2 separate regions of the Mus musculus genome follow, and region 1 is linked to region 2. The links are chromatin loops, found by intact Hi-C in ENCODE. Cell type or tissue: left cerebral cortex. All regions are shown on one strand. Each heading gives the region's core, and the rest is flanking DNA. Links, peaks and the distances in the headings are about the cores only.

Region 1 (2,913 bases), core at 202-2,701, 58 kb after region 2:
AGTAGCAAAATTATAATTGTTAAGTAGCAATGAAGACAATTTTATTCCCTGGGGTGGGGGGGGCGGTGTTGCCACAACATGAGGAACTGTATTAAAGGGTCACAGCAATTGGAAGGTTGAGAGCCACTGTTCTAAATAGAAGGGGGATGTGGCTTCTATGTGGGCAAAAACACCCCTTAGTCCTTTTAACTGTTCCTCCTGTTCAAAGGGAGCTAGCAGATGGTCGATGTGGTAATAAGAAGGAGCAACTCTGTCCATCCTTACTAAGGGATGACATGATGACCACCCAGGGAATATTGAGGACCGAGAGTTTTATTGCTACATAAAAGTACCTGACTTTTCCAAACACCTCTCAATTAGTATTTCTTTTACCTTTAGGGAAAACCCCACTGAGCTTCAGCCTGCCTGTTATTTCACACCATGCAGACAGCCTTGTTCTGTGAGTCTCCACAAAGCCCTGTACTGACCTCTCTGCCCGAAGTGTGATGATGCTGAGAGATAGTGAGCCTGCTGGAAGTCATTAGTAGAAACCAGCACCTTTCTCTCAAGACTTGGTTAATTCTCATAGCAGCGAGCAAGCGTTCTTGCTTAGTCCTTGTCAGTCATTATACAGCAAGGCTGCCCCTCCTCTTCTGTCTCTTCTGCACATGTTCATCTGTTCTTCTGCTTGTAAAAGGCCACACTGGACTCCGAACAGATACAAGTCACTCTGGGCTGTCTTGGCATCCAGAAACACATGCCAAAATTAGCTTCCTTATAAGTTACCAAGCAACTGATATTCTGTTACAGCAACAAAAATTGAGCTGAAACAAGTCCATGGTTCAATCCAAGGCGAGGCAATGGAAACAAACGGATCGTAGGGTAAGTCATTGTCGAGGCCAAGTGCAGTGGAAGCTTCTGGTTTCCTTGGAGATGCAGATGCTTGAGAGAACATGTGATGTTTGGGTATAAGGATAACCCAACAGACGGTAGACCACACTGTGTGACATTGGTTTGCCTTGTACCTCTTGGCTGGTCTTCCTTGGGCTTTGCTGATTGCTGTTCTGCACTGATGATGCTGTGGCGTTGGTTCACCTTGCCTTTTCCCACTGATCATCATTTGCTGTGACTTCATAGAGAGAAATACACCATAAAACTTGTTGTGATATTCTGGTGGCTTCTTGCTACTTCCATTGGCTCGGGGTAATTGACAGAGCCTTGTGTTTTCTTTTGGATTGAAATGGCATTGCTGATTTGTGAATAGTGTTTGCAAATGTGTTGAGCTGCCCCTGCTGGTTTGTGTGAGTTGAACTGCTGATATCCTGATAATGAAGATTGGAATTGCCCCAAAGAACTATTTCTAAACAGGTCCACATCCCCCTCTGCCCTATTAACCTTTCCTTTCTACTACCTCTGGTGGGTAGTGGGCTAGAAGGGAGGTTAGAGCATTTCAAAACCCTTATTAAAGCAGGTTTTTAAAAAAATGTAAGCCTACAGTCAACGGACCAATGAAGAAAGTGGGATTGGCCTAGAGATTTTCACCATTAAACACATGACCATGCAAAGTTGAATCTCCTCTGGGAAGTATAATTCAAGCACAAGACAAGTGGCTGTTTCTCAGGGGGGTTTGAGAAAGGATTCCTGCACACAAAGCAGCCTGTGTTCCCTAGAGCATGACCACTTCAGAAAGCCTGCACTCACACACTAGCCACTGCCTACACTTCTCTGCTCTGAGTTCTTCTGATCCACGCTTGGTCTCAAGATCTTGCTTGAAATCTGCTCTTCTCTCTCCCCGCACAGAGACATCTACCCTAGAGATGATACTGAAGGCATCACAGGACTCAGTGAGTCACATCATCTCTAAATGACCTAGGCAGCTGCTGGGTACAGTAAGCAAGCATCCCAAGTGTCTACAACCCAGCGGCCTAGACGAGATGCTCCTTGGAAGCAGCCTTCTTGCACACGAGGAAGACCATTTATTAACTGAACATGCAGGCCTAGCTTTAGGCTGACACCTGGAAGGGCAGCCTCAGAATCCTTTAAAGGAGAGAGAACTACGGCTCAAAGTAAGACAGGGACCTGATTAATGTCATTGTTGCCAATGTTAGTGTATCCCTTCTAGCAGAAATAATGGTAGCCAGGCTCCTGGACCCTGGGGATATGGCCCTGATGACGTCTCCATCTTCCTTAAGGTTGACAGGGGAGGGCCTCTTTCCTAACCAGATGCTGCAGCTCCTTCCCTAAGGTCTTCTCATGCTGTTTGCTCTGCAAGACACTCCCAGAAACAGAGACGATTGCAGGAAGGATCATATAGCTTATAAGTAGCCAAACTTGGGTGGAGTTAGCCACCTTATTATAGCATACCCATTGGTGACAGTGCTCAATAAAGGTTTGGAGAAAGGACAGAAGCTCCTGAGGCAGCTGTGGCTCTGTGGCAGTGAGCCTTGCTGTAATACACAGTAACGCGCACTATCTTGTTCATCTGATGATCTCATTCTCTCTTGAAACAAGCCTGTGATCAGCTCCAAGCAGCCAACCCTTGGGGAGGTCCAGACAGGGCTCCAAAGGCTGCAGGTGCTTCCTGTCTCCTATCATTTTGGCTCTGCTACCTGAGTCCTTAGACTGGAAGAGAAAAATCACTGATAGCCTGCCACACAGAGGTACCAAAGTGAATTCAGATACAAATTCTGTGCCTGGTGGGTTCACCAGCCCTGAGGCTCAGAAGCAGCCTAGTGGCTCCCAGCAGGGGTGTGCACAGAGCTGTCTCTTCCCCTTCAGAGGTCCCCTTTGTTCTCTCTTCCCAGAGCCAGCCTGTTGTCTGAATTACAAAGCTTCCTGCAGAGGTGCCCTGTTCTCTCTGTCTCTTACAGATGCCACACAGGCACAGGGGAGCTGGGAGATCTGATGGCTTCATTGACAGTGTCCTCGGGCCAC
Region 2 (2,913 bases), core at 309-2,808:
CACCCCACCCACTTGCTGTGTGACACTGGGTATGATGAACAATTTCTCTGATCCCTATTTTCATCTTGTGCATTATATGGCCATTTCCCTCCCCCTGCTGATGTGAGGTTGGTGAGGCACTTCTTGCAAAGCCCTCAATATGTACCTAATACATCAATAAGCCTGCGATCGTGGGTGGCCACCTGCTGTGCTCGCTGCTGTGGACTAGGCATGGCTCCGCATTAATGGGTACAGAACCCAGTAAGCCACAGCCTTCCCTGTGGCTTCCATCTTTGCTCTTCATCTGTCGGGTCTCCATCTGGTATTAAAAGACTGAGATTAGTGAAAGCAGAGAGTGCGGTTGGCACCTGATCATGTGCAGTTCAGTGCTAAGCTCACTCAATGCTTCTTGTGCCATTTCCCAAATGTTCTGCATACATAAGTTGGCCTCCACAAATAGATGGGAAGCTTTGGAAAGCAAAGGCAGAGGTTCCGCTTTGCATACATACTCACTCCGCTGCACCCCATTCCCCACCCATGAAGGAGCACCAGAGCCTCCCCAGGGGCCACAGACAGTCAATCTGACACCAGTCAAGATGTAAAGACAACTTCACCACTTAGCTCCTGAGGCCAAGATAATTCTAGTAAATGTGTCTCTGTGTCTACTTCCTCATCTGGCACATGAGCATAACCACTTCATGGGCTGGCATGAGGACTGGGTAAGACCAAAAAGAGGAAGAACATTGGCACCCTCACCAAAGCACATGGCCGGTGTGTTGTCATTTACTTGGGGCTCAGCAATTCAGTCATGGATTCTACACATGTTCGCTAAGCATCATACAGCTAAGTCAGGCTATAGCCTGATCATGCGAGTTCACACTGAATAAGAGAAAGCAAGATTTCCTGAGCTCAGGGAGCTGACACTATGTGGCTGCAGATTGTCCACCCATCAGACCAACCCCTCACAGTCTCAATTCATGCTGGAAGGAAAGAAGGATGCTGGAGAGTTCGGGATGTCAGTTGCTTGGAGGATGCTCACAGCACACATCTGTGCAGACTGTATGCTACAGACACCGTGAAGCTTCGCAGGCCAAGGATGTGATTACAACATTCAAATCAGGTTGTGAGTTCCAGACTGGCTATGTGAACTTCAGTAAAGTATCTGACTGTTGAGAAGGCCTCTTTCCTCCCCCACCCCTCCCCCAACCATGGTGAGAACATTAATGGCAGAAACAGGGTGAAGCTGGAAGTGACTGTGATTATCAAAGCACCTGGTGGGGGTCCCTAGAGCTGGATGGCAGTCCTGACTTAGAAAACTTGCTCTGTGCCTCGATTTTCCCTGCTGATTCCTTTTGCTTGTATTTCCTCTGTCTCCCCAGGAAAGAGAACTTTGAACAGGACTTGGGCTCAAGAAGAGTATCCTCCCAGGCAGTGTCCCTGTGCAGCAAGCATGGCTTCATCTGTCGAAGCTGATCATGTTCTCTTGGGAGCAGAACTAATGTGAGCTTCAGGGGAAGGGCAGAGGGGGCTGGGGACACCCAAATGCACAGGCTCTGACACGTGCCCCGAGTGGCTGCACTGCCCCAAGGGATCCCCCTTCATACTCCAGCGCTGGTGAAGGCATCGCCAGGGCCGGATGAGTTCAGACAGAGTGCAGCCACCCACGCAGTTGAGATGCTGCCAGTAGAGCGCTAAGTCGCCCAGATCCTGCGGAGGAGGGGGATTCCTGGAGCCCAGAGGCTTGGTGCCTACACTATACTAGGAACAGGGTAGATACTTCATGCACCTTGATCAAGTGGCTCTCCAGGAGTGGGCACGGGAAGATGGGTGGATTCAGATCTGTTTAAACAGTAGAGTATCAGGACCTTTCCCCCTAGAGCAACTGCGTGTGCATGAGAATGCACTTAGACTATGCAGAATCCATGGCTCTCCCACAAAGCACATTGTGGACACCCGGTTAAGAAACTCTACCCGTGGAGGAAGGAAGAAGGAAAGGGCATGACCTGTTTGCCTCTGAGCTGTGTGACTTCAGCTTTACAAAGCCCGGTATGCACATCTATATGCTAGGCATGGGAGCATCTAGGGTTAACTAAGGGCAGCATCTAGGGTGGCTTGGAGGGCTACGAGGCTCAAGGTCATTGTTGCATTGATGCTAACCTTCATGCAGTCACAGCAAGTGAAGGTGCTGAGTGAGCGCCTTCTGCTTGTCACAGCCGAGCCTGCCTTGGGGATGACAGGTCTGTGCTCACTGTGGTGCTCACAGTCTCAGGGGATGAAAATCTGACAAAGAACTGTCACATGCCAGCCATCAGAATCCCCTCTCCTCGTGTGCTATCCAGGATACCAGGCTTGACTCTGGCCACTGGCCAGCCTCAGTCAAAATGCTAGGATAAGTAAAAGTTGAGACCACCAAAGTCAAAGGTTTAGGTCACCTTAGGATGGTGAAAGTCATAGGAGAGGAACCACATACAAAGGACGAGAGTCAGGATGTAGAGAGTCAGGGATGAGGGTCTGAGCAGGTTAGGGCAAAGGTCAGGAAGGCTGTGGGTCACCATCTCTTATTTCCCTGTGGTACTGAGCTTTGTGGCAAACATTCACTGTGAAATTCACTCAGAATCTTATCTTTGTCAAGTATGTGCAGAACATGGCTCCCTCTTACCTCCTTGGGCAATGAGTTCATCCCCCAGCAGGCATCACTCTTCTCTGGTTATGTAATTGTTGCGTTAACGAGGGCAGCCACTCTCCTTGGTGTTCCTACCATGTTCCAGTCACGTGCCGAGCCTCACTTAATCATTTCAATAGCCTCATGTGGCCAGCACTTTCATTAGCTCTCATTTAGTATATGAGGCTCCCACGGCGCGGAGAGGGTGCTAGCCTGTCCAATGTCTTATAGAACGCAAGTGGTAGAGCAGGCCTGCAGTTCAGTTGGGAGCT

The links. A loop is a pair of places that touch in the nucleus more often than their neighbours do. Peaks named below come from ENCODE experiments on the same cell type or tissue, not always from the same donor. Only the 100,000 strongest peaks of a DNase experiment are listed, where the experiment ranks them.
Region 1: a loop joins it to region 2, with 2.2 times the contacts of the local background. A loop is called at or near these places in 3 of 42 quality-filtered maps.

Annotation. Positions count from the first base shown.
Region 1 is chr11:33,906,199-33,909,111 of GRCm38, forward strand. It overlaps a transcript of Kcnip1 not described here. Among named protein-coding and RNA genes, the nearest start is that of Gm39678, 12 kb to the left of the region's middle. In left cerebral cortex, for the core only: no CTCF peak of the experiment used is centred there; no DNase peak of the experiment used is centred there.
Region 2 is chr11:33,848,179-33,851,091 of GRCm38, forward strand. It overlaps a transcript of Kcnip1 not described here. Among named protein-coding and RNA genes, the nearest start is that of Kcnip1, 5.9 kb to the left of the region's middle. In left cerebral cortex, for the core only: no CTCF peak of the experiment used is centred there; a DNase peak (open chromatin) is centred at 1,670.